2 separate regions of the Homo sapiens genome follow, and region 1 is linked to region 2. The links are chromatin contacts, found by Hi-C or POLR2A ChIA-PET in ENCODE. All regions are on one chromosome and are shown on one strand. The core of a region is the stretch at or near the end of the contact, and the rest is flanking DNA. Distances in the headings are between cores, read along the strand shown.

Region 1 (5,994 bases), core at 62-2,561, 170 kb before region 2:
CCACAGTGGGCAATGGACCCAGTTGATAGGACCCTTCCAAGTCCCTGGGACTCACTGTGTTTCGGGGGTACGAATATATCATTTTTTTCTTTTTCCTACTGAATTAAACCTTTTTTTTTCAGTTAAAGTCGATCAATACGGTAAACACCCTTACACCCCTCACCTAATTTTACTAATTTTTTTTTTTGAGGCAGAGTCTTGCTCTGTCGCCCAGGCTGGAGTGCAGTGGCGCGATCTCTGCTCACTGCAACCTCCGCCTCCCGGGTTCAAGCGATTCTCCTGCCTCAGCCTGCTGAGTAGCTGGGATTACAGGTGCGCGCCACCACGCCCGGCTAATTTTTTGTGTTTTTACTAGAGGCGGGGTTTCACTGTGTTACCCAGAATGGTCTCGATCTCCTAACCTCATAATCCGCCTGCCTCGGCCTCCCAAACTGTTGGGATTACAGGCGTGAGCCACTGCTCCTGGCCAGTTTCACTAATGTTTAAGGTTACCACTTCCATGTCACCACTTCTCCCTGGCTTTCCTTCTCCCGCCGGCTTTCCTTTCCTTCTCCCCGCGGCTTTCCTTTCCTTCTCCCCGCGGCTTTCCTTTCCTTCTCCCCGCGGCTTTCCTTTCCTTCTCCCCCTGGCTTTCCTTTCCTTCTCCCCCCGGCTTTCCTTTCCTTCTCCCCCTGGCTTTCCTTTCCTTCTCCCGCCGGCTTTCCTTTCCTTCTCCCCCTGGCTTTCCTTTCCTTCTCCCCCTGGCTTTCCTTTCCTTCTCCCCGCGGCTTTCCTTTCCTTCTCCCCGCGGCTTTCCTTTCCTTCTCCCGCCGGCTTTCCTTTCCTTCTCCCCCCGGCTTTCCTTTCCATTCTCCCGCCGAGCATTACCTTTCCATTCATCCCCCCGGCTTTACCTTTCCTTACTACCCCGGACTTTCCTTTCCTTACTCCCCGCGGCTTTACCTTTCCTTCTCCCCCCGGCATTTCATATTCCTTCATCCCGCCGGCTTTCCTTTCCTTCTCCCCGCGGCTTTCCTTTCCTTCTCCCCCCGGCTTTCCTTTCCTTCTCCCCCCGGCTTTCCTTTCCTTCTCCCCGCGGCTTTCCTTTCCTTCTCCCCCTGGCTTTCCTTTCCTTCTCCCCGCGGCTTTCCTTTCCTTCTCCCCAGCTTTCCTTCTCCCTCCCTCTCCTTCCCTCTCTGTTTCTGTTCCCTTTTGCCCAACCATCTGAAAGCAGGTTTTGGATACAAGAGCACTTCATTCCTAAGTATTCGTAAGTATTCAGTGTGCCCCTCCCAGGGACAGGAACGTGGAGTGAGGATATTTTTGAGGTTACGTCTACCCTATCACACATTGTCCCCTTCATGGGGACTCTCACAAGAAAATTGTTTTCTTTGGTCTTAATACCAAGTAGAGCTCCTCAGTTTTGGGGCAACAAAAACTGCTTAGGCAGCCAGGATGTTCAGCGAAGTTTTCAAAATGCATACTACCTGTTGATCAGCATGTGTGTAATTTCAACTTTTGGCTTCATTTGAATATTGGACTTTTTTTCTCCTCTGGCCATCCATGCCTCCTCTCCCTTTAAAATCTTACACATTTATGCAAGAACCCCCCAGTGAATTTTAGAATGAATTCATGTATTAAAAATTAGCCCAAAATGAATCTGAAATTTTAGTAGGCCCTCAGCTGATCCCTAAGAGAGGAAAGGGGCATAATTGTCTCACCTCGTTATGCCCCTTCTGGGACACCAAGATAAAGAAGGTGGAATTTCCCCCATGTGAAGCCCCAACAGTTTCTTTTTTTCTTATGAATGTGCTGCCGGGATGTTCATCTTAAAACCATTCTGAAGTCTTACAGGACACATCACACTCTGGCTCACACCCACTTCTCGGGGATTGCCCTGGACCTCTCATTCTCTGGGCTGGGGTGACTGTCAGTATCAGGGGCCCAGGAACAGTGGTGAGTGGTAGGAAGTGGTGACATCTGTGATAATACAGTGAAAACAGTAGACAAGATATTGGTTGAAGATGGCTATTATGGTGGAAGATGTGGATTTAGTCAGAAGGCACATGGCTGAGGAGACTGTTGGGACCTGCTGGGCGGGGCTGAAGGGCTTTGGTTGGGGAAGGAGGAGATAAAGGGAGTGCAGCAGGGGGTCGGGCAGACAACGCTCTGCTCTGCCAGATTATAGAAAGGTAGTCATCTCTGATCATGTCAGAACTGATCGTTCCTTCCTGAGTTGCACAGAGGTGGCACTGGGCAGAGACTGGATAGCAGGACATCAGTGGTTTGAACCACCATCCTCTGTGCACCAGGCTAAATACAAGCAGTAACTCACATAACTCTCAAAAGGAGCCTGTGAGTATAAGAGTTATCCTCATTTACAGATGGAAGATGTGTCTCAGAGAGGTTAAGGAACTGGCCTAAATAGTGGACATATGCCACTTTCAGAGCCTCAGTTAAGTGGAGGCTGCTCTGTGACATGCTACCACTTTATCTTTTCCTTTTAAAAACTTTTTTTGGAGTATAACTTATACACATATGGTAAGTGTACATTTTGATTCATTTTCACAGATTGAAGGCACATGTGTAACTTGCACCCAGATCACGAAACAGAATATTACTAATACCTGGACTCCACTGTGCCCCCTTCCGGCCATTATCCCTCCAAGGGTAGCCACTATGTGGAGTTTGAACTCTGCTTAACTGGAATTAGACAGTGTGTACTTTTTAAGTGTTTAATGTCTTTCTCCCAGCATTATGTCTGTGGGATTTATCTATATTGTTGGTCTCTTCCCGTCTGAGATTGGGTCTTAGAACCTAGAGTGTCCAGAAAAACCATTTGTTACTATAGGGCAAAACCATTTGTTACTATAGGGCTGTAAAGTCCCCTGAGTGTACAGTTGGTATTTTCAGAACTTGTAAAATTGGAAAATGTGGTCCTCTCGGTGTCATCGTGGTCTGCCATGCTTTGAGCATTAGAAGAAAAAGCTACCTGGTTTTCAGAGTTCTTGGTATAGAGGATTCTCTGTATATTAAGAAGGAAATGTCTTCGGTATTTTTTAAAGAATGGATTAAAAATATTGATGCACTCAGAGCCTCTGCCAGAGACATTTTCTCTTATAGATGTAGCATGCTTCTATGCAATAGCTAGGATCCTGAAAAGTTTATTTGCAGATGAAGTTAAATTCGGTTTTATCAAAATGTAAATGTATGAGGGAGCCTGATGGTGAAAGAAAAGGGAAATTGGTAAAATGATGAATCATTTGTGCCCTCAAAGACCTCTAGGCACATATTGAACAAGCTTGGGTTTATCGTTCATTGCATTGAGGGGAAAACACATTAAAGAGCAGAAAGGGGTGTTAGAAAGAACCTATTGGAAACTTGGGGCTTTGGTTGAGTAATATTGGGAAGGGTTGATGGAAGCAGGGAAGCAAAGGTTCTTTTTAGATTGGGTGTTTTCAGAAAGTGGGAGCGATTCTGTGATTGGGTATCTCAGTACCTTTAGGGAAGGCAGATTAGAGCCAGGCTACAGCTGTAATTAGTAAAGAAGTAGTGGTTACTCAATTTTGCCGAGATGGGATATGTTTGTATTTTGTGGGTTTCACAGTGATCTTGTTTTGTCTCACTTTGTCATCGTCTCAGAGTGACCTTGTTTGGTGTAGATGTTTAATGAGATTGCTTGTGTCCTTCCTACAGTAGAATGATGTGAGTTAGCTGTGTCAGATTAGTTTGTAATAATGAGGTCTGGCTGTGAGCATCTGATTAACTCCTGGATACTTATTTGTTTCTCAAGAAAAATTTCTAGACTCTTATTTTTCATAAATCTATAGTTTATAATATGGGTGTTCTTAAAATGGGATTGAACTTCAGTAACTTCTTATTCTTTAAGATACTAAGTAAGTGTTCTGAACAGGAAGTATATTTAGAACATTACCCTTTAGATCCTTGTTTTCAGGTTTCTTAAGTGACTGGGGTTGCCTTGTGTGGACTGCTTTTGAAGGTTTTAGGTAATCCTTGTCAAGTCATGTGGACCTTTGGCAATTGCGTAATCACACTTGACCCTTCACTCCTTACCTGTTGAATGAGGATGATCATAATAGTGACCCAAATTTCTTAATGGTCCCTTGTGAAATAATTGTTGGATCTCTCAGTGAGATGATAACTGCTAATTTATACGGTACCTGCTTCTCAAATGGATTTGAGGTGGCCAAGAAGATATCCCTTCCCTCCAAGCACACAAACTGCATCTTTTCCTTTCCTTTCCCTTATGGCTTGGCCTAAATGAATAGTCATAATTGTTAAATAATTCCTTGCCTATGAAAAAAAATTTTCTGAAAGGGGGCTCTTCATCCAAAAAAACTTCATTGGGATGCCCCATGGAGGCACTGAAATCTCTCATTATGACTCTTTTTAAGGCAGGGTGTGAGTAGAAGACTTGATACTTTGGCAAGCTGAATGTTATGATTGGTTGTGAAGGGGTAGGGGTTTGTGTGTCACATTCTGGGTCACCTTAGACTCCTGAATCTTTTCACATGGATTGGGATGTGACTTGACCAGAACATACTTTTCTAATTTTCTTGTCTAACAGGGCATTGAACCTTCTGATTTCTGGCACCCCTGTTTTGCTACATAGCCTTATCCGTAAACTGCAGCTGTGAATTCCTTCTCATTTGGTTTCATGGGATAGATTGTGAAACTGGCTGATATAAATGGCGAGTTTTCCCTTGCAGTATCCAGCCTGACAGTATTCAAGAAAGGAAAGGGAAGGAAGGTGAAGAGGAGTGCTTGGATAAATGGAATCAAAACTCAGACCAATTCAAGTAGATGAAATAAACAAGGGGGGAGCTGGAAATGCAGACATTTTGCTGTCAAGTGTAGGGCTTCTTGTGCATATTTGTAATAATGAGGTCTGGCTATGAGCATCCAATTAACTCCTGGATACTTATTTGTTTCTCAAGAAAAATTTCTAAACTCTTGTTTTTCATAAATCTATAGTTTATAATATGGGTGTTCTTAAAATAGGATTGAACTTTAGTAACTTCTTATTCCTTAAGATACTAAGGAACTGAGGTACTGTCTAATTTTGTCTAAACACAGTATATGGCCATTTATTCCATTGAAATGCTTTGAAATGGCATCTAAATTCCATAGATACCCGAACTTAGTTGTGTACCCTCTTAACACTTTCAAGTATTTTTGAAAACACTTTTACAGGATTTACAGGTTTTTAGTATTTTCTCTGGTGCTTTGCTCTTGCCATTGTGAAGATTTTTAAAATTTTACTTTCTCATTGTATTTGGAAGTGATTTTGTTTTGTGTTTTTGTTGTTGTTGCTTGGCTCTGGTTACCCTGATGAACAATTATTGGTTGGTTTTCTTGCACATTGTAGGTGGATGTCTGGAGTGACAGTTTTGTGTCTTTTCCTTTCTGGCATCTCTTAATCTCTTACCACAGAATGGGGTCATACTCACATTTAACTTAACATATTCTGTTGTGTATGCCTACTAAACAGAAGAGAGGGATAATTTAGACAGTGCTGGCTCCTCCACTGTCTCTCTTGCTCCACAAACATTTGTAGGCCCTGAGTCAGTCTCCTTCCCTCAGATGGCCACATCAGTTTCCATGACCTGGTGCGGGTTTCCACTGGTGCAGATTTTTTTTATAGAAATGTTTTCCCTGACCCTACCCCAGCTGTATCGTAATCAAAGAGAACCTGACTTTCTGCCATTTCGCATTTACATCCTAACCTTGGAACCTAGCCCTAACAGAAGAACCACCTCCATTTATTTTCTTTCTATTTCCTGCATTAGCTAGGATGTTCTGTACTACGTTGAGTCATATTGATGATCGCAGACATCCTACTCTTGTTTCAAACTTTACAGGAGTGATTCTGGTGCTTTATTAAATACGTTATCTGAGGAAAGCTCTTAGTAGATGCCTAGATGGAGGATGTTTGTTTTGCCATCGTGAATGAGCAGAATTTTGTCAAATGTTTTGCATCTGCTGAGATGATTA
Region 2 (5,881 bases), core at 840-3,339:
CTCTAAAGCTGGGAGCATGCCTGTGTGTGAGCACAAGCTCATTTTTGGTTCTTAGTTGATAGGCAAGGGCTGGCCTGAGTAGAAATGGAAGTGCTGGCTATATACTCTTCTAAAAGAAATCTGGGAAAACTTGGTGCAAGTGATAACAGGCATGTGTCAATTTCAGAAACCAGTTGGTGGATGTAGAATATTTTCCAGGCACAATTTCCTTGTCCCCAAAACATAAGTTCATATACATTGATTGGTTTGAGCAACAATCAAGATAACATGTGCTCTGGTGCTTAGGAAGTATTTGAATCAAAGACAGACTTTCTAAAATTACCTTTCATTGGCTGGGTGCGGTGGCTCACACCTGTAATCTCAGCACTTTGGAGGCCAAGGCGGTGGATCACTTGAGGTTAGGCGTTCAAGACCAGGCCAACGTGGTGAAACCCCATATCCACTAAAAATACAAAAATTAGCCAGGTATAGTGCTGCGTGCCTGTAATCCCAGCTACTCAGGAGGCTGAGGCAGGAGAATTGCTTGAACCCTGGGAGATGGAGGTTGCAATGAGCTGAGATCACGCCGCTGCACTCCAGCCTGGGCAACAGAGCAAGACTCCATCTCAAAAAAACTATTTTATTGAAACATAGAGAAAAGAACACAAATTATCAGTGTATAGGTCAACGCATTACCACAAAGTGAACGCACTTGAGTAACCATAAACCAGGTAAAAAAATACAGCCTAAGAATCCCCTATTGTGTTCCCTTGCCTCTTTAGAAGTAAGTTTTTTATGGTGTTGACAGTACAGTTTCTCCATTTTTCCTTCCAGAACTTATTCTTGGGACCATGTTGCTCTCATTCTCACTGTTACTTTTCCCCTCTTCTCTTTTTCCTTCTTAGAACAAAACAAAATACTATTGACTAGCAGTGGTCATTCTCTTCACTCTAACCTGAAAGTCAATAAATTGAGTAGAAAGGACTGATGGGGGCCAAAAGGGCTGAACCTCCACCACATTTGTGCTGTAAGAAAACATGACATGGTTGCCTAGGCTCCACAGGTTTTTTAAACTCTCATCTCACACAAACTCCATGATACAGGCAAGATTCTTGTAATTTCATAGACAAGGAAACAGAGGCTCAGCAGCTTGATCAGCACTTCTGAAACCAACCCTTTGCCAGGTGTAGAGTCTTCGTCTAGGCCAGGACCTGTCACTTCAGTGTATAAAGGAAGTTCTCATCAAGGTGGTTGATGGCCGCAGTCCCCTTTAAGAAGTAGAAAGTGTGGTGCGGCTTCCCAGAAAAAACACAGAGGAACACAAAAAGTGCATATCACTTTGGAGGTTTCCCACGGCCGGCGAACCACTGGTACCTATGGACAGCCCCCAGCTGCTGCAGTGACTGAGGGATAAAACAGCCATCCATCTCTGCGCGCAAGCCCATTACCAAAGATAGTATTGCCAATGGTAGTATTGTTAGTGCAGTTCAACTGCAGGACAGACTGAACGTCCTTAGAAGCAGCCTGTGTGTGTGTGTGTGTGTGTGTGTGTGTGTGTGTGTGTGTGTGTGTGTGCACCGCAGGACGCCCTCCTTTCCCGCGGAGCTGTCACAAAGGACTGTACTTGGCATCCTCACTCCTCACTTCCCAGGATCACGGACTCCACAAAGTTCTGGTGCCCGTTTCTCCGGGACCACTGCCAGCTGAGCATACAGCTCCGGCCAGGAGGGCGCCAGCGGCCCCGGGAGCCAGGGAGACCAAGGAACACTCGCATTCATTTGTACACCCCGGCTCCCCCCAAACGCGCACGGCCCTTGGCGGGCTTGGCCAGGGCACGTGGTGGGCGGCGGGGGCACAGCGGCGCCTGGGGACGCGCGTGTGTGCGCACCGAGAGGGCGCCTGGCCGACGGCGCCCACCTCTCTCGTGGCTTTGGTGGCTCCAGGCCTGGTAGGGCCGGGGCCGCGGCTCGGGCAGTGCCCTCCCTACTCCTGGCCGGGCCGGGAGCAGCGGGAGCAGGCGCAGCGCCCCTACCGCCCGCTTTTCCGCCTCCATCTCCTCCGCCTCCTCCTCCTCCTTCCCCCAACCACCCGCGCAGTCACAACCGGTTCAGACTGGCCGGGGTGCCCCGCAAAGAGAGACAAGGGAGAAAAAGACAGCAGGGAAAACCCCGGGGAGGAGAAGGCGAAAGAGAAGGTGGAGCTCAGAGAAGGGGGCCGGCTCCCCAGCTCCATGTGGCCGCCGCCGCTGCGGGTCTGTGGGGGCAGAGGGCGGCGGCTCCCGGGGCAGCGCGTAGCGGGACCGATTGCCTAATACTCCGGCAGGGGCCGGGGCCGCAGCTGGCTCGGATAAATAGCCGCCCGGCTGGCCCGGAGCTGCAGGGGAGAGCGGCGGCCGCGATCCCCACCACACCACCAGCCCGGCCGCACGGGGCACTGAGCCGGGTGCTGAGCACCGGAGGCCCCGCCGAGGCCGGGACTCAGGTAAAGGGCTGGAGCTTGCGGGGAGGGTTCCAAAGGTGGGCAGCAGCCCCTGCTGCCCAGCGTCCTAGAGGCAAGAAGTAACTCCGACTCGGAGCAGTAGGAGGGGGCGGTGGAGCAGCATGGAACCGGGCTTTTGTCTGGGGTGTGTGCCGGGGGCTTCGAGTGTCCACGGTGCGCCCGCCCCTCGCCGCCCCCTTTTTGATGGGGTGCTTCTACAAAGTGGGCAAGTTTTCCCGGGAATCCGAAGGCGGCATTTTGTACGGAGTTGAAAGAGAGGGAGGGGGTCCTGGGGGTGGTACGGTGGCCCCCCAGAGAGCTGCCTCTGGACTCCAGAGAGCTTCCAGGGTTGCTGGTGGAAGAGCAGGGAGAGGTGCATGTGATGCAGGTGGGCCTCCATTTCCCAGAGGACCGAAAGGCCTCCAACTGCCTTGGTCCGGAGCGCGAGCAACCAGGTGCCCCCGGAGGGTTGGGAATGGGGCGCCGCGGGTACTCCTGACCTACGTGGAGCGCAGCGCGCAGGGCCGGCGGATTCTGCACGTTGGCGCCAGGTTCAGCACCACCCGGCAGCCCTGGGCGAGCGCGGGAGCCCAGCCTTCGCCACCGCCGCAGGAGGCACCGGCACCGCGCCCACCTGGACCCTCAGCCAGCACTTGGGAGGACTTGGTGCTTAATGCCCCATCTTTGGTTCGCCCTAGGTAACCTGCTCTGGCTTCAGCAGCGCCCAGAGGCTTTCCAGAGAGCTGATAACCACGAACAAACTTGGCTGTCAAAAGCAAATCAATGCTTTACCTTGTTTTCTGGGTGCCTAGTCTATCCAACACAAACTATCCCCGAAGTTTAGTCAGGATTTACGCTAAATATATTACTTATATAGTAAGTTATTCGATATAACATTTTTGGTCAATTTTCTAGGCTACAGTTTTGATGTGTTTTTTAAAAATCTTGAATTAACTGAATAACAGTTCATATTGAAGGTGGATTCTCCCATTCCCTGCACCCAGGATTTTCCGTTGTTCCATCAAATTCTGTAAATCGGTATGCCCTAACAGTTTCTTATATTTGAGTTGGCTTCAGCTTCGAGAAATTCTTCAGGCAGGTTTAGGCAGAGGGCTGAGGAAGCTAGAGAAGATTCCGAAGAGAAAGGATGATTATTTGTTGCATGATTATAGCTTCTTTTAAAACTTCTAATAGGAAAACCCTTCCACTTTCCTGGACCAAATGCAGAGTAAAGTCATTTTCTATTATCTGTTGCAATAATTAATAATAAATATGTAAATGCAGAAAACATGGTTAGTACCCATATCATTGCCAGAAACCAGTCCCGCTCTCCCTCCACCATCAAAAAAAAGTCCTCGCAAGTAGGAATTAGATAAAATAATTTAACCTGCAATTTTGCAACAACTCAGACTTTCAGCACCACCGACCCCCTAATAACATCCCTACTGGTTTCTTCCATTTTTTGTGTAGGCAAGTGGAATAACAGGTATCCTTCATATCCATAGGAAGAGCATTGGGAGGAGCCAAAGATATGGGGAGGTAGATCAAGACATTAGGAAATCTTTTCTGGCTTCTGACTTTGAGTCTGAAAAGGTGGTGTGAATTGGTTGGTGTCTGAATCTTTATCAGGACACATTATGGTGGTCTGGGGTGGATCTGGCCATGCAACTCAAGCTAGAGGATGACAACTACAGAGATGTGGTCACATTTTCAAGTTTTACTTCCTTACCTCAATCTTTCAAACCCCTAATTAATTAGGTAATAAAAATTGTATATATTTATGATGCACACAACACAGTATTTTGAAACAGTAATACATTGTAGAATGGCCCAACCAACATAATTAACCTATATGTATTACGTCACATTTTTATCTTTTGTTTTTTTTTTTTTTTTGGTGTGGTGAGAACACTTCAAATCTACCATCTTAACAATTTTCAAAATTGTGACTATAGTGACTATAGTCACTATGTTGCACAATAGATCTCTTAAACTTATTGCTCCTATCTAACTGAAATTTTGTATCCTTTGACAAACATCTCTTCACCCCAACCCTACCTACTGGTAACCAGGGTTCTACTCTATTCTCTGAGTTCAACAATTTTAGATTCAAGTCTCCCTTCCCTTCCCTTCCCCTCCCTTCCCCTCCCTTCCCTTCCCTTCCCTTCCCTTCCCTTCCCTTCCCTTCCCTTCCCTTCCCTTCCCTCCTCTCCCCTCCCCTCCTCTGCCCTCCCCTCTTTTCCTTCCCTCTTTTCTTCTCTCTCTTCTCTCTCTCTCTTTCTTCTCACTGCAGCCTCGACTTCACCAGGCTCAGGTGATCCTCGCACCTCAGCCTCCCGAGTAGCTGGGACTACAAGCGTGTGCCACCACACCCAGGTAATTTCTGTGTTTTTGTAGAGATGGGGTTTCGCCATGGTTCCCAAGCTGGATTACAGGCATGAGCCACTGTGCCCAGCTGACTTCCCTTTTTTTTTTTTTTTTTGAGATGGAGTTTCACTCTTTTTTTTGAGATGGAGTTTTGCTGTTGTCACCCAGGCTGGAGTGCAGTGGCTCAATCTTGGCTTACTGCAACCTCTGCCTCCCGGGTTCAAGCAGTTCTTCTGCCTCAGCCTCCCGAGTAGCTGGCATTACAGGTGCGTGCCACCATGCCTGGCTAATTTTTTGTATCTTTAGTAGAGATGGGGTTTCACCATGTTGGCCAGGCTGGTCTCGAACTTCTGACCTCAGGTGATCAACCCGCCTCAGCCTCCCAAAGTGCTGGGATTACAGGCGTGAGCCACCACGCCTGACTGATTTCCTTCTTTTTCAAGTCTGAATTAGTCTCCTATTGTGTGTGTGTGTGTGTGTGTGTATCACATTTCTTCATCCATTCATCCACTTATAGACATTTAGGTTGATTCCATATCTTGGCTATGGTGAATAATGCTGCAAGGAACATGGAAGTGCAGCTATCTCTTCAATATAATGCTTTCCTTTGGGTATATAGTGAGATTGCTGGATCATATGGTAGTTCCATTTTTAATTTTTCTGAGGAACCACTGTATTGTTTTCCATCATGGCTTTCCAAGATAGTATCACTTAATGACTTCAATTTTAATTAATGATTGCAAAAATGTATGTATTTTGAGCTACTTAGCCTTTTCTTCTGGAGGTTCTTGGCAGACACCAAAGTAACCCTTATGGATGATGAGACTGAACTATAACAAAACACCAAGTTCAAAAAAAAGAACACATGGTCCCTGCCTCCAAATGTTTAGTGAGAAAAATAGATTTACAAATATCTGCATTACAAGATAGTATAAATGGAGTCATAGGGTAGAACATCAATAGTGTGCTACTGAATGACAAAGGAAAGGAGAGGTTCATTCAAGGCTAAGTGTGAAGAAAAGTTGTGGGGTGGGTGTAGCAATTTAGGAAGAGGATT

Evidence for each region. A loop is a pair of places that touch in the nucleus more often than their neighbours do. ChIA-PET counts read pairs that join two places held with the same protein, here RNA polymerase II (POLR2A). Pooled maps may share reads with other maps.
Region 1: a loop to region 2 is called in a map with no recorded cell type, with 9 times the contacts of the local background. The contact joins the enhancer-like site here to the promoter of SLC16A9 in region 2. A Hi-C loop is called at or near these places in 1 of 168 maps with a recorded cell type or tissue (prostate gland), 3 of 37 single-sample maps with no recorded cell type and 7 of 50 pooled maps. POLR2A ChIA-PET finds 5 or more read pairs at or near these places in 1 of 52 experiments (WTC11).

The regions. Positions count from the first base shown.
Region 1 is chr10:59,877,153-59,883,146 of GRCh38, reverse strand. The region is part of intron 1 of CCDC6 (coiled-coil domain containing 6); the gene reads left to right. Among named protein-coding and RNA genes, the nearest start is that of CCDC6, 26 kb to the left of the region's middle. RefSeq lists enhancers at 1,684-1,833, 2,064-2,113. Within about 2 kb of position 1,311, at least 2 of the 41 ENCODE cell types and tissues checked have a DNase peak (open chromatin) inside an H3K27ac peak, as active enhancers do.
Region 2 is chr10:59,706,058-59,711,938 of GRCh38, reverse strand. SLC16A9 (solute carrier family 16 member 9) reads left to right here and starts at 2,089. Exons shown (of 6, transcript NM_194298.3): 1 at 2,089-2,460. RefSeq lists silencers at 1,747-2,016, 2,247-2,316, 2,457-2,516 and an enhancer at 2,747-2,946.